2 separate regions of the Homo sapiens genome follow, and region 2 is linked to region 1. The links are chromatin loops, found by intact Hi-C in ENCODE. Cell type or tissue: endothelial cell of umbilical vein. All regions are shown on one strand. Each heading gives the region's core, and the rest is flanking DNA. Links, peaks and the distances in the headings are about the cores only.

What was found. Hi-C counts contacts between places; a loop is a spot of excess contacts. Peaks named below come from ENCODE experiments on the same cell type or tissue, not always from the same donor. Only the 100,000 strongest peaks of a DNase experiment are listed, where the experiment ranks them.
Region 2: a loop joins it to region 1, with 2.3 times the contacts of the local background. A loop is called at or near these places in 1 of 110 quality-filtered maps.

Annotation. Positions count from the first base shown.
Region 1 is chr6:156,343,381-156,351,752 of GRCh38, forward strand. It overlaps LOC105378071 (a long non-coding RNA gene), which reads left to right. Exons shown (of 7, transcript XR_943139.3): 3 at 7,141-7,330. Among named protein-coding and RNA genes, the nearest start is that of SNORD28B, 31 kb to the right of the region's middle. In endothelial cell of umbilical vein, for the core only: no CTCF peak of the experiment used is centred there; DNase peaks (open chromatin) are centred at 4,111, 4,461 and 5,161; H3K4me3 peaks cover 490 bases; H3K27ac peaks cover 2,006 bases.
Region 2 is chr6:156,408,243-156,416,614 of GRCh38, forward strand. No RefSeq gene overlaps it. Among named protein-coding and RNA genes, the nearest start is that of SNORD28B, 34 kb to the left of the region's middle. In endothelial cell of umbilical vein, for the core only: no CTCF peak of the experiment used is centred there; no DNase peak of the experiment used is centred there.

The DNA.
Region 1 (8,372 bases), core at 1,823-6,822:
CACCTGAGCTCAGAAGTTTCAGACCACCCTGGGCAACATGGTGAAACCCTGTCTCTACTAAAACACAAAAAATTAGCTGGGCATGGTGCACGCCTGTAGTCCCAGCTATTTGGAAGCCTGAGGCATGAGAATCGCTTGAGCCCTGGAGGCAGAGGTTGCAGTGAGCCTAGATCACACCATTGCACTCCAGCTTGGGCTACAGAGTGAGACCCTGTCTTATAAAAAAAATAAAAAGAGAAAGAAATATTGATTAAGTTAGTTTGGAGAATTATCTTAGAATATAATATACTTAGTTCCAAGTTATGTTAGTATATTATAGACACTTGTTAGTGTCCTTCATCAAATCCATCCCTCTTTTTCACTAGCAGCACGTTAATTTTCCGTCGGGCAATATACCCTTCCACTTTTCTTCAGTCAGGTGCAGAATAGCTGAGTCTAAACGAAGAATGACACAAACAAGCCATACTTGCAGGAAGCAGTCTGTCATTGAGATATGGTGAAGGAGACAGATTGTAAACATACCTACGCTTGCCAAAGTATGTTAAGTGAGAAGAAAGGAGTAAAAGAACTGTCTTTTACACAATACCCTGTGGAATAAGAATAATTTCTGACAGCCATTATTCTGGTCTCTCCACATTAGCAACTTCTTACAAATGGCTGTGAGCAATAGTAAAAATTAATCAGCATAGAAACTATACAAAAATATTATAATAGCAAAGAAGGAGAAAATCAGAAAAATAGAAAATATAAGGGAAAAATTGCTCAAGACCAAAGTTTTTTAAATTCTCAAAGTTTTTGATTTAATTTTCTAAGTATAAAATTTTATAAAAATATGTTTGAATGTTTCAAAACTCACTGACAGTGAATGCAAAGTTTTTAAGACATCTATTCTAAGAAACTCTTCCACCCAGTAGAACAGTTTTATCTGCTCCGGCAGTACACTAAATTCTTGGTGCAACCTCAGAGGAAGAAGAAAGTTATCATATATAAATTTCAGAATACCATCAATGGAAATATCTGATTTAAAATGCTTCTTTCTTCCTGTAGCGGGATTGGTAACTTATATTTTCCATAATAGAAAAACAAATTGTGAATTTTCATACTGATTGATGTTTCTTTTCCTTTTTCTCAAAGAAGAAAGGGAGTTATAAGAGAATTGAAAACCAGTAGAGAATGGCATCTGTTAGTAATCCGTGTACAATGCAGTTCAACACATAATTCCTTAAATTGTTCACGTCCATCTGATCTGCAATGCTGCTAATATGACCAGACCTCAAATGCAGCTAACTCCAAAGTGAGCATGAGGTTAGCATAAGAGGAACCAGGCTAGGGTAACACTACTCCTAGATTAAGCAGTGACTAATCACATTTACAAATCAAGAAGAAAAAAAGGAGTTGATCCCTAAATGCTGTTTTCATCAAAATCTTGCTTTTATGTATTATTATTAAACCCAATCCTTAGAAATATTGCTGCCTCATAGAACTTTATTTCTGCAAATAAGGTCTGGAAAATTCTTGGGTATGAGAGCGGTGAGCTTGAATAGATAGCTGAGACAGGAATCTCAGCATCCCTAATTACAGGTTCTATTATTTAGCCAGTGAATAAACCAATTCAAATCATTTCAACAAACATTTATTGAGATTATGCAATATGAAGAGATCTGATTTTACAAAGCTAAATATACAATAATGGTGAATACTATTCTCTGTTAAGAATAATAGAGACATAATTTCTCTATTAATAGAGAATATAACAATATTAGAGAACATAAAAATACTATTCTCTATTAATAGAGAAATTATTATAATAATATAAATAATATATTTTATCTATTAATAATTCTCTAATAATGTTATTATCTATGATTAATAATTAGAGAATATATTAGTAAATAAAACAATATCATTATTCTATATTAATAGAGAAATTATTATAACTTTTTTCTATCAATAATTTTCTTTTATAATATTATTCTGTATTAAAAATAATAGATATATAATTTCTCCTTCCCTTCCTATCTCTCCCTCTCCTTTAAAAATCTTTTCTGGGTTCATTTGAGTATCTTTACTCCTTTTATATGGACTCATATCCCAATGACTCATTAGAGTCTCTTGAATCCAGAGAACATTTTTAAAGGAGAGGGAGAGAGAGGAAGGGAGGGATAAATATTTCAGTTTTTGCTAAATAACACTAACTGTACTTAGTCAGCTCTGCTATAATGCAACATATGGATTCCTAAATATCACTGCACCACACAAAATCACGCAACAAAAACCATAGGGCTTATAGAGAAAATGAGGTTAAGGACATAACACTCAAAAACTTTGTCAGTGACATGTTTCACAAAGTTAAGAAATATGAATCTAAAACAAAACAGTAGTGCATATGTTAAATAGTTAAGAAATCATATATAGTACAGTAAACGTGGCATTTTACCTTGAGAAGATCTGAAGTTTGCTTGCGGAAGTGGGCATCACAGGGTTGCTGCTTGAGATTGCGAAGTGACAGAAGAAAGGTTACTTGCATAGGAGGGAAGTCAGGACAGCACTCACCACGTGCATGAGTGTGCACGGCTGTGGCCTCACACATTTGGCGAACTTGGGGAGCTGGCAGATATTTAAAGTGTGTGTGCTTTGTGTTGCCTACAAGGCTTGGTTGAGCTGGGTGCAGCTTTCTGGATTCACCTAGTGTCTCTCACTGACAAAACTGCGCAGAAGCCAACACAAAATTCACATTGTGTTCAAGTTGTTCCCTAACATATCAGTCGTGCTGGAACAAATTCAGTTTCCAAATAAGCATTATAGCAGAACTGACTTAAAATATATATATTCATATTCTAGTCTTTTGCAAAACAGTGTTCTTCCTCATCCACAAAGTATATTTGATTATTTTTGCCTAAGCAATTCAAAAAAATACTCCAAAACTTTGTATTTTAAAATAAGAACAGTAATCACACTACTTGCTAAAACTGGTGATAGTCCCAACCCCAGCTGCAGGTTCAGCATTCCACCTGCCTCGTCAAGCTCCAAGGCAACGTGACTGAAAGCTGACCTGTGGATCTAGGAGCTGGGGCCCTCAGCCCCCACCCAACAGAGGTTTCTTTTTGTCTCTGGCAATGAGTGCTGCTGATACCCAGCTACCTTGTAGACCACTTCTGGCTTCAATAGCATCGCATATTGAGGGTGGGTGCTGAACAAAGACAGCATCCTGCAATTCATCTTTAGTTCATCCTCTTGTCACTTTTCCTTGCACAGCCTTAGGACAAAAATCATCCTTTGCCTTTATGTATCAGTTTAATATAGGCCATCTCATATTCGATATGTGGTGGGCATTTTGGCACAACACGCAGTTAAAGCAGTCCCTTTAATATTTATGTAAAAACCTAAGTTTCCTCTACTCCCTTAATTATTTACCCGAGTAAGTACACATTAAGGCTCAGGCTAATGGGTGGTATGTTTTCTTATATGGACTCATATCCCAGTGAGGCATTATGACTGTCTGGTTGCAGTGATTCCTCAGGGCACTGTGGATAAGTCTATTCTCTATAGAACTGAAGCTTTCCTGGGTTATATCAGAAAGAAAAACAAATGGGAGTACCCAAAGCATCGTGGCTATAGAATTTTCTGCACACAGTTCTTTCCCAAAGGACACAGGCCACCCAATGGATGGTACACAGAACAAACACCATGTTGACATTGAAACCAATGGCATCTGCCTTGAGAAAACTCCACCAACTTCTCTTTAAATGTTTTGGCTTAATTTCACTTGGCTGTACATAAATTATTCTATGGGGCTTAATTCCTACAAAAGAGAATATAATCCAAGCTTCTGCTATAAATGCAGCTAGAATTGCATTCCGGTGCCAAGCAGCAGGGAGAGAAATCAAACAGTTGGCCCCTAGTGAATTAATCTATATGCCCCAGTTTCCTAACACTGAGCATGCCTCAGACAATAGGCTGGGTTTTAACTCTTTCTCATCAAGCCTTCATCATAAGCAGCCAGATTGCATTCCTCTTCTCATTTCTCACCCCATTACTCACAAAGAATATCTTTTCCCATGAAACCTGAGCTAACATACTCGGCAACCAACGCTAGAGTTTGCAGTAAAAAGTCAAGTCTCACCGTCAGAAGCACATTAGCATACAAAATATTTCTATAGGAAGAAAAAAAATCTGTGGATTGCAGAAGCTGCACACTCCATTGTCTTAAATGTTGCCGTTCTCGGTCAGAACGTTCACTCACCTCTACTTTGAGATAATACGTGTTCAGATCGTGGTAACCTTTTATAGCAATTGTAGGCCCTGTGTAGGAAGGAAATGTTAAAACTACATCCAATTAGATTCTACAGAAATTGGGGGAGGTCTTTTAGACAGAAATCAAGACAAAGAGGTCAAAATAATTACTGTGCACTTTGCAAGGACTGTTCGTTTCTGTGAACCTCACTTAGTAAAGCATAAAGGCAACACTAGCCCATACTATGATGTTATGAAGAAAACTGCAAAGGAATCCAAACGAAAGGAAGCAGGAGTCATTTCACAACATCCTGAATTTATCGCACCCCGCCCAGCGGTCAGTAAGGCAGGCAAATGAACAGTTAAAAGGTTCCACTGAACCATAATCCCCAATCGTTATACTTAAATGGTTCCTCTCAATATAAAGGAGGCTCTTCAATAACCATAGATCTAATTTCTGTTAATTTTATGTAACTCTAACAGAGTCATTAACATTCGTGGAGCCCACTCCACATGTAGCCCCTCCCTCCCCTCCTCCCCTCATTTCTCCTACGGCATATCTCTTGAAAATTTAATTATTACCAGTAGAATTCCTGCACTAACTAAAGGCTTTTGCAATCAAATCAATAGTTGATGAAAGAGTGGTCCAAAAAAGCCATGTTAAATGCATTATCTTCCTTCCATTTCCACATCAGCCGTGTGGCTCCTTTCATGATGTTACAATTGGAGACCCTCAAAATAACATCACTTTCAGGGAGTTAAAATGTCTAAGTGTTATCCAGAGATCGCTATTATATATTTATAAGGACTCCCCTATATGCCTCTTCTGGATTTATTAAGTGCTCTAAGGATCTGTTTGGCTTATACCAACTACCACACACTGATCTGAGAAATCAAGGAGGAAATACTCAAGTGCTTAACCGGACAGAAAGGGAAATGTGTGTGGGTCTCATGACTGCTACAAGGAGCAAGGCCAATTTTATGTGTTACTTAGAAATGGAAATAAGTCATCTCCCCGCCCTCACCCTACTCTTACACCCCCCCAGCGTCTGCTCTAATGGAAGAGCCCAAATGCTGTGCAGTCTCTCTTTGTGCTTTTCCACCTATGAAGAGTCTCCAGCACAAAATAACATGCCTTTGGGGAGAAAGAGATGCTTCGGTGTTGTGTCCTTTGCTGCTATCAGTGGAATGGGCTTTGGTGCTTTAATTAGGCAACTGTTGTTGCATCAGAGATGGTTCTGTAAAGCAAACATCTTATCCAGGCCATGTGCAGTGTACCTCAAGGCATTTTGCTATATTCCCAGTATACGAGCATTTTTTAAACATCTGACACACACATATTTATAAATGGCTACCTGGTTCTCCAGCAGGGTGGGCAGGGAGAATTGCAGACTGTGCAATGCATGATTGCACTGTGTACATTACTAGACTACTACAGACTAGGCTGGAGAGGTGCATTTAGATAAATTCTCTGGATAAACAACCAGAGTACTCTCTTAAAGGGCTGACAGGCTGAATAAATAAGCGGGAATCCTAATATATAGGACCAGGTGTGCAAACACAGTTCAGTTCCTCTCATCTAACCAATATGGGATGCAGCATCACATTATCTAGAAAATTCAGCCTGCCACTATTTTCCTGCTAAATTGTGCAGATAATTACTTCACTCTTCCATTTCACTTTGACTTAGAAATCTAGTCACAGGATAATAACAGGTCATACAGGGCAGAAGCTCATTTGCTTATTTAAAATGCTCGTCTATCAACAACCAATTCCCATGTGCTTTGTACTGCCCTCAGGACGTTTTATTCTAAAGGAAGTAAAAACTCGGACTCTTAAAAAAAAAATCAGTGGACATGAACAATGATCCTTTAAGAACAGGATTCAATGAGAAAGAATACAATGCTGTGGGAACAGAGAAGCCAGAGCCCCAGGAAGGCTTAATGGCACACAGAGGCTTGCCACGGCCTCTGGCAGACCCCTGACCTTCACATCATCCATAGAGAATGAAATGGGCATACATCACAGAGTAAATGCATAAGGCTGCTGCCAGCCAGTGGTAGCCAGAAACATCAGACTCCCATAACAGACCTGGTGGCCCCAAGGGTGGAGGGAATCACTATCTCATGACCCCTGGTAACCCACTCAAAGTCCTCCAGTTGGGACACTCTGCTTTCAAACAAGCATAAGTTGAGATTTAATTAAGCAGAGAGAAGGATATGAGAAATCAGAAGAAACTGTGGTATGAACTAATGCATCATTCTTTGAAAAGCAGCTATAGCTTTTGCTAAGATAAATGTAACCAAGAAACAAAGCCTCAAAAAGTAGTGTGGTTCAATGATTAGGTGCCCAGGTTTTAGAAAGTTCTGGGTTTTAGACTCTGCCCTGCTATCAAATAGAAGCATGCCCCTGGGCAAATTATTTAACTTCTCCAAGAAAAGGAGGGGTTTCCTAGTCCCTACCTATTACTATAATTGTTCCCACAGACCTATGTTGTGATGAATTAATGAGATCATGTGAATAAAGCGCTTTGCACAGAGCCTGGCATATGGAATGTTCCACAAATGCCAGCAATGATATTAGTAATATAAGTATTGCTAGTTATGTTGCTAAGTGTTGTCTGAAGCTGGAACTCAGCAGCTTAGGAGGGAGGATAGTATGACTTTTAAAAACTAGGGATATGCAAACATGTTATGTATTTGCTGGTGCAGAAAAAAAAAGAAAAAAGAAACAATTATTTCAGAGGCAGAAGTTCTGGTCGAATCAGAGAACAAGGAATGTTTTTGACAGCTGTCTAGGGCCAATTAGGACTTCTGTTTCAGATGACACATTCAAATGCTTATCTGTGAAGTAGCCCCATTTTCTATTCTACACCCCCTCACCGCTTCTGTACATTCACTTTTGCAGATGCATGGATAAACAGATACAACATTTACTGCAATTGCCAAAGAAGCTGCCCATCACTGTCACGCCAGCTGCACAGTCTTCACTGAGGGAGCTTCCAAGTGCCATTTTATTAATGTGGAGAGAAGAATAACAGATCATAAATGTTTGAGGTCTATCCAGCCGGAGTACAGGGGATTATCTATTATCCTGTGTGAGTTAAACCTAAGTCAAAGTTAGTTATGGAATTTGAGATGATGCTGAATTTCCCTGAAACCTAAGAGAACATAATTTGTAGCCTCGTCAGTTGTGACGTATAAATACATATGATCTCCAAAGAAGAACATAAATGATAAATTATCAGTACCTACAGGGCACCATGTACTAAGTAAGCAATCAATTTAGATTGGCAATATAGAGCACCTTCCTCTTTGCAGTATATATTCATACAAAATTTCTCAGAAAGAAAAAAAGATTTGCAATTGCAAGATGTCATTAGTTGTACATTTTGTCTTATTATTTAGAAATAGACATTTCAACGCCTACAGTGAAATGTCCATATAAAACACATTTATAAAGTACTTCATTTACCTGTTACTTGACATCTATTTATCACTCTCAACTTCCCCATCACCCAGTGAAAACTGCAAGAGCAACTTTAACTCCATTCTATAGATGAAGAAACTGAACCTAAAGAAATTAAGTAATTAACCGTAGACCATGTGATTTGAAAAGCTGAGAGCCAGCACTCAAAGATCCAAGCCCTAGATCTAAGATAAAGATCCTAGGTCTTTCAACTATTGTCCACTCCTCATTATCCGTTTACCTCATCATATATTGTCCTATTATGGAGGCATTGTTTCAGGGACAGGAACAGTCAAGGCTGAGGATGAATGAGTACAACTGTCCCCACATGGCAGTACAAGTCAAGAAATGTCAGTACAAGTCAAGAAAACACATAAGGCAGAAGCTTCAGGAGTGCACAGGCACAACGCCAGCCTGTCGGGTGGACTGGCTCTATCTATTGGTTTTGAAGAGGAGGGTGGAATATGAGCCCTGAGGAGCCAAAAATGACAGGGACAGAGTCTGGGATTTATCCCAGAAGCAATTGAGAGCCATCAAATGATTTTTAGCTGAGGAATGATATAATTCAATATGTGTTCCAAAAAGATAAGGTTGGCAAGGGTTGGAGCCTGGACTTCAGGCACTGGAAGCCCTGGCAGAGGAGCTGGGGGCTGAAAGAGGAATAGAACAGC
Region 2 (8,372 bases), core at 1,792-6,791, 65 kb after region 1:
TTTTATCAGACAACAGGGTGACTATAATCAATAATGATTTAATTGTACATTTTAAAATAACCAAACGTGTAATTGGATTGTTTGTAATAGAAAGGACAAATGCTTGAGGGGATGGCTACCCCATTCTCTGAGATGTGATTATTTCACATTGCATGCCTGCATCAAAACATCCCACGTACCCCACGAATATATACACCTACTATGTACCCACAAAAATTTAAAAAATTAAAACTAACTTCAACAAATGAAAATCCCTCTTTCCTTTCTTATTTATGTCAGTGACTCCACCTACCCTCTTTCAAGCCTACAGATCTAGGCTATAATTCATTTTATGATAAAAAGGAATATCTGTTCATTTTAGCAGTTGCCACTGCAAGGAAATATTTCAAACACATTCATAGTGAATGATCACACTGTATGGCACAGTCAAATTGATATGTGAAGTTCCCAAAATAGTGAGCAATTAATACTGAATGTCCTACAAATCACTGGGCCCTGGCTGAAGACGGAAGCCTTCTTCCTCACATCAAGAAATGAATGTGTGCACCAGATGTGTAAAATAAACAGACTAATGGGCCTGGGGGGGTGTAGCTGTGTCTCTTAGTGATGTACTGTGGAACATCACCGCCCAGAGACAGGACAGTGAGGCACAGGAGAGGTGAGACCCAGGGCGGAGCCACCTTTTCCTCTATTTAGGGTGATGATTGGGGCACATGAGCTGGCCCTGGAGTACTACAAGCTGCCCCAGAACCCAAGTGGTAATAGGGTTCAACTTTAGAGAAATGATTTTGTGCTTTTTATTGGAATCCTGCTGCTGAAGGGATCATTTTACATTCACCTGTCATTGGTTTTTGCATTTTTAAATAGGTCAGTTTTTAAATAGAGTTCACTGTCTATCTAGAATTCTGCCTCCTTCAGTATCTATCTTATCTGCCCAGCCCAGGATCGGCAGAATTTAAAACACAGCTAAAGCAAAGTGGGATTATTTTATTTTAAGTAATAGTGGCTCTTTTGACAATGTGTAACTTGGAAGTTAACTGTTACTGGCTTATGACCTTAGTCCACATAATGGTGATTTAATAAATGTCCTGAAGGAAAAAATACTCACTTACCAAGATCTTAATCTACTACCATGAAGTAACTCCTACTTTTAAATAATCCGGTTAGACACTTATAGTTAATTGTAATGAATAGTCAAAAATCTCCTCTCAATGACAAGACATAATTATTACAAATCTCAACACTGCAAAATAAAATGCATTAGACTAATAAGGCATAGAGACACATCATAAAGTACTTACAGTTACACTATTCATACACATTTTCATTCTGAAAAACCAGTGATTTTTTAATATATTAAATAGATTCATTGATGGAATATCAAACATGTTAAAATTTAGAAAAGTTATAATAAATATTGATATGATACTTAATCATATTGACTTTTTCTAGTTTTCCACCTTTAAGAAAAATTACCATCAGTTTAACATGTCTTTTAATCATTTTACCTTAACTGGAATATAATGAATACAAAATCATGCAACATCTTTTTAATATTTACATAATATTGTTTAGAAGAATATTATATTTTATTACATATTACTTGGATGTTGATATATTTTAAGTTATATTTAGTCTTGGCAATTACAAAGTAATAAGTGCTCATTGAAGAAATATTAGAAAAACAGAAAGGAACAAAGAAGGAAATAAGAACCTCTCATAATCATCACCCAGATGTAACCACTATTAACATTTTATATCCCGGTGCCCCACGAATTTGGAAAGGAAAAATACGTCTTTATATTCTTACTGAAATTTTGCATTTCCCTTAAATATCAATGCAGACAACAAACCACAATAGCATTGGAAGAGAGGGAAACTTAACAGAAATGGAGACTTAAAAAAAAGAACCAAATGGAACTTCTAAAACTAAAAAATGCAATATATGAAATGAAAAAAATCACTGGATAGGCTTAATAACAAATTTAACACTGAAGAAGAAAGCATCAATGGCGGGCCGGGCGAGGTGGCTCACGCCTGTAATTCCAGCACTTTGGGAGCCCGAGGTGGGCTGATCACCTGAGGTCGGGAGTTCGAGACCAGCCTGACCAACATGGAGAAACCCTGTCTCTACTAAAAATACAAAATTAGCTGGGCGTTGTGGCGCATGCCTGTAATCCCAGCTACTCAGGAGGCTGAAGCAGGAGAATCACTTGAACCTGGGAGGTGGGGGTTGTGGTGAGCCAAGATCATGCCATTGCACTCCAGCCTGGGCAACGAGAGCAAAACTCCATCTCAAAAAAAAAAAAGAAAAAAAAAAAAAAAGAAAGCATCAATGAACTTGAAGCCAATTTGAATAGAAATTATGAACCACAGAAATAATAGCAAAGACTGTTACTTTATAATCAATAAAAATCATACATTTTCATACCACATCACAGTTGCTGCAAATATCTTAGTGCATCACTGACACTCACCAATATTTTGAAATTGTATTATTAGACCTATAACAAAATCACATGTAATAATAGTGTCTGTCTATAGATATATGATATATTACATGTGACATAGTAGCCTATTTTATTCAAATCTATTTTATTCAAACCACCTAGTGGTGGTTTAGTGTATTAGTCAGGGTTCTCCAGAGAAACAGAAGTGATAGGAAATACATATGCAGTTATGGTTATAGTTATATATAAATATATAGAGTTATAAATAGTTACATATACATTATATATGTGTGTATACATTATAACCATATGTTACATATATACAATATGTATGTGAAATGTATTATAAGGAATTGGCTCATGTAATTATGGAGGCTGCAGAGTCCCATAATCTGCTGTCTGCCAGCTGGAGACCCAGGAAGGCCAGTGGTACAGTTCTGAGAACCAGAGGGATGATGATGTAAGTCCCAGTCGAGGACAGAAGAAGACCAATGTCTCAGCTCATGAGGTTAGGCAGAGGGAGCGAATTTCCCCTTCCTCTGCCCGTTTGTTGTATTCAGGTTTTCAATGGATTAGATGATGCCTCCCAACATTGAAGGGGGCTGTCTGCTTTACTTAGTCCACCAATTCGCATGCTAATCTCATCTAGAAACACTCTCACAGACACACCCAGAAATAATGTTTAATCTGGGTACCCCATGTCCCAGGCAATTTGACACACAAAATTAACCACATTTAGCCACCAAGCAGTGAAGTAGAATGTTCTCATCACTGGAACTTTACTCAAAAGCTCTGATGAAAGACTTCCAGTTTGGGCCACCATAGAGTAATGGAGATCAGGTGTACTCTGCATGGTAAACAACCATTAAGCTTCACAAAGTGTACGAGGCAATTATTTCCAGCCATTGGCCACACATATCAGAAGGCTGTGATCCATGAGATAAGGGAAACTCATGAGGTAAGCTCCACATCCACCCTGGTTTTCTGCCTGGAAGCACTTTTCCAAAGTGCAGCACATTAAAGTGAAGCCAAAACAGAAATCAGTGTTCTCACTGGACAACAGACACAATCTCAATGTTTGGGGATACTGAGGCAACTGGAATTTGTAGGTCAGGAAAAGATGGACAATGAAGGATCCCTAGAAATTTGCATGGGGTCAATTGCAATAAATCTTGGATAAAAACTAAGTTGTGCATGCTCAGGGAAAGATTCCAAGAAGCCTAGTATAAAAGAGCCACTTGGGTACTGACTCTAATCTGGAGGTTTCACCATGATGGGAAATGGACTACTGACCAGGCAAATAGAGATCTCATGATAAACACTCTGGGCGTTCACTTAAGACCTAAGAAAATTCACACTTCTAGAATGGTGTTGTTCTAAATTAAACTGCACACCTTAAATTAACTGCTTGGCAGGAAAAAAAAACACAATATTTTTAGAGGTAAAGAACATAATTTAAACTATCAACAGCTTGGCATCTATGACATCCAGCATGCCAGTAAAAATACTAGACATATGAAAAAGCAACAAAGTGTGGCTCATAATCTGGAGTGAAAAAAATCACTATAAATAGCCCCAGAGATGACATTGCTATTAGATTTAACAGATAAAAACTTTTTTTTTAATTTTGTAAATACATTCAAGGATGTAAAAGAAAAGGCAGACAAATGACTGAACAGATCACAAATCTCAGCTGAGACATTGAAACTACTTAAAACAAACAAATGGAATTTCTAGAACTGAAAAATAAAATGTCTGAAATAAAATTTTTATTGCATGGACTTAAAAGCAGATTGGACACCGAAGAAGAGATTAGTGAACTTGAAGACAAATAAAAGGAAACTAAGGAAACTGACACTCAGAGAGAAAATAGACTAAATAAATTAACAGAGCCACCAGGCGCGGTGGCTCATGCCTGTAATCCCAGCACTTTGGGAGGCCGAGGCAGGTGGATCAACTGAGGTTGGGAGTTCGAGACCAGCCTGACCAACATGGAGAAACCCCGTCTCTACTAAAAAATACAAAATTAGCCAGGTGTGGTGGTGCATGCCTGTAATCCCAGCTACTTGGGAGGCTGATGCAGGAGAATTGCTTGAACCCAGAAGGTGGACGTTGTGGTGAGCCAAGATCGCACCATTGCACTCCAGCCTGGGCAACAAGAGCAAAACTCCATCTCAAAAAAAAAAAAAAAAAATGAACAAAGCCTCAGTGACCTGTGGGACAATATTGAGTACTCTAACATATGTGAAATTGGAATTTAAGAAAGTAAACAGAGAGAACCTGTAACAGAGAAAAATTTAAAGAAACAATGACATTTTTTCCAAATTTTTTCTAAATTTCCAAATGCGCAGAACCAAAGAAATTCAACACAACCCAAAAATATATACACAAAAAAATCCTCACATCGATACATCACATTCAAATTGCTGAAAACCAAAGATAAGGAAAATACAACCCACCCACCCCCACCAAAGACAAAGACAAATTACAGTAGTCCTCCCTTATCCATGGTTTCATTTTCTGTGGTTTCAATTACCCGTAGTCAACTGAGGTTCAAAAATAGTAAATAGAAAATTCCAAATTGTAAGTTTTAAATTGCACACCATTCTGAGTACCATGATGAAATCCCACAATATCCCATTTTGTCCCACCCAGGATGTGAATCATCCCTTTGTCCAGTATATCAGTTGTAAACACTAGCCACCCATTAGTTACTTAGTAGCTGTCTTGGATATCAGATCAACTGTTGCAGTGTCACAGTATTTGTATTTAAATAAGCCTTGTTTTACTTAATAATGGCCCAAAAACGCAAGAGTAGTGAAGCTGACATATTGTTATAATTGTTCTATTTTATTATTATTGTTGCTAATCTTTTATTGTGCCTAATTTATAAATTAAACTTTATCATAGGTGTGCATGTATAGGGGAAAACACAGTGACATGTATATAGGATTTGGGGGTCTTGCAATATATCCCCTGTGGATAAGGGGGGATACTGTAATGTATTCTCATTTTGAAGATGGAAGACGGCATGAGCCAAGAAATATGGGCAGCCTCAAGAAACTGGAAAAGGAATTGAAGAGATTCTCCCTTAGAGGCTGCAAACGAAATGCAGCCATCCTTCTGACACCTTTGTTTTAGCCCTGTAAGACTCATTTTAAACTGCTGACCTCCATAATTATAAGATAATAAATTTGTGTTGTTTTAAGCCATTTCTGTTTTAATAGTAATAGGAGATAAATACAGTGATATAGCTAAAATGTTAATGGAAGAGATTAAATGGTATAAAAAAAACTAGGTTAACTCTAAAAGGACATGTAAGAGCGAAAAGAGAACAAATGAGGAAGAGAACAAATGAGAAAAACAAATATTAATAAATTTCTAAGGAGTGAAATCAAAGTATGTTCTGTGACCACAATGCACTTAATTTGAAATCAATTTTTAAAATCTAGAAATTCCCCCAAATACTTAGAAATAGCGCATGATACTTCTAAACTATCCATGAATCAAGGACAAAATCATAAGGGAAATTAGAAGATATTTCAAATTGAACAATAATGTAAATCTAACATATTAAAATGTATGGGATGCCCCTAAAGCAGTGCTTAGAGGAAAAATTATACCTTTAACGCTTATATTTGTTTAAAAGTTTTTAAATTAATCATCTAGAATTCCACCTTAAAGTGAAAGAAAGTAGAAAGCAATGGCACTTAAAACCTAAAGTAAACAGAAGGGAAAAATTATAAAGATCATAGCAGAAATAAATAAAATTAGAAATAGACAAGTTATAGGAAAAATGAACAAAGCCAAAATATTTTTTCTTAAAGTGAATAGTTAAATCGATTAACCATAGTACATAGCAAGACTAATCAAAAAAAAGTGAAAGAGAAAAAAAAAACATGCACAACTGTTTTTTAAAAACTGGCAGTTTGTATTAAAGTTAAATATAAATGTGTCCTGTAACCCAGCAATGTTACTCCTAAATATTTACCCAATTTACTCAAAATTGAAATGTAGTTCTACAAAAAAGACTTAAACAAGAATGATAATGGCAGCTTTCTTCATACTAACCATGCACGAGAAATAGCCTAAAAGTCCATCAACAGGAGAATAAATAATTTGTTTATAATAAAATACTTCTTGGCAATTAAACAAATGAACAATTGTTACATACAATAACATAAAGGGAGCTTAAAAGTAATAAGCTTAAGGAAAGCCAGATACTGAAGAGCACATACTCTATGACTCCATCTGTGAAAAGCTGAAAACAAGCAAAAGTCATCTACAGGAACAGAAATCAGAAAATGATCTAGGGGAAGGAATTAGGATTAGGCATTAGCCACAACTCATGGAACTATACCTTAAGATTGTGCTTTTCGCGGTCTGTAAATAATATCATAGTTTTTAAAAAACTAACATATAAGGAAAAAAATCAAAGATCTGGAAAGAAAAAAGAGACTTGAAGAATTCTAGTGTTTCTTAAGAGAGCCTATTTTCATCTCGTAAAGGAAGATATGGAAGCAATTTATTCTACTTACAAAAGTAGGTCTTTGTAAATTTCTATTTTTGCCACTTTTAACAATCAAAAAGAAATCAAAACTGACTGGATGTTCAGCACGAACAAGTGTTTCCTTGGTAAAGACCACTCTAACTCTACAGTTTAACGTTCTTATTCGAGCTGAGTCATAATGGCCTTCACACTGATTTGTCCTTAAAGATGAAATTGAACTTTAGTATACCTGTACTTAAGTGTATTCTCATTTGGTGTGATAATTAAGAAGCATGTATATAATTATATTAAAAATTTGTCTTATAACATTTTGTAACTCCATTTGTCTTAGTTCATTTGTACTGCTATAATAGAACACCACCTATGGGGTAATTAGTAAAGAGCAGAAATTGCTAACAGTTCTGCAGTCTGGGAAGTCCAATATCAAAGCATCAGCACGTTCAGTTGTCTGGTGAGGGCTGCATCCTCAGGAGGGGAAGGTCACTGTGTCCTCACATGGCTGAAGGCAGAAGGGAAAGAGAACCAAATGCTGCATGAAGCCTCTTTGATAAACGCCTTAATCCCATTCATGAGGGAGGAGCTCTCACAGCCTAATCACCTTATAGAGGCCCCACCTCTTAATATTATCGCATTGGCAACACTTGAATTTTGTAGGAAACACATTCAAAACATAGCAGCATTTAAATATAATTAGCTTCTTTTGTTATGTTATTTTTTATGCATTTTAAAACATTAATTTTAGAAGTACATAAGCTTCATAAGACTTCATGGCATAAAACAGGTTAAGAACTCATGAAAATAATTTTAAACTTTACTTGAAATATACATACAAAAATGGATTATACTATTTTATAACTTGCTTTTTTGATTTTTGCTTAATAATATAAAATGACATAATTCCATATCATTAGTCTTCTGCAAGACTATTCTTTTTATTTAACTGCATCATTTTTCATTCATCAGATAGTCCATAATTTTACCAATTTCTTGTATTTGGATAATCACATTGTACCCAATCCTACGAATATTTTGAAGAATATTCCTTTCTGTTAATTCTAGCATAACATCTTCTGTCTTTACACGGCCAAGCCAACCTTTTTATGATTGATGAGAAATTTGATCCTCATCAAATAGAGGAATTATGAATCCCACATGGTTAAGGAGAAAGTATTCCTATGGCACTTCAGTTAAGTATCTTTGTAGCACTAATTGCATTCCACTACATAATACATTTTCTTCATTCAATATTTAACAAATATTTGAGTACCTGCTATGTGCCAGGCATGAAGGGTGGGAGGGGTTGCAATTTTAAAGGTGTTCAGCGTGATACAAGACCATGTCAGAGCAGCAATGGTTGACAGACTGCAGAGGGCTGTATAAGCCACCAAGAGGAGTCTGGCTTTTATTCCAAG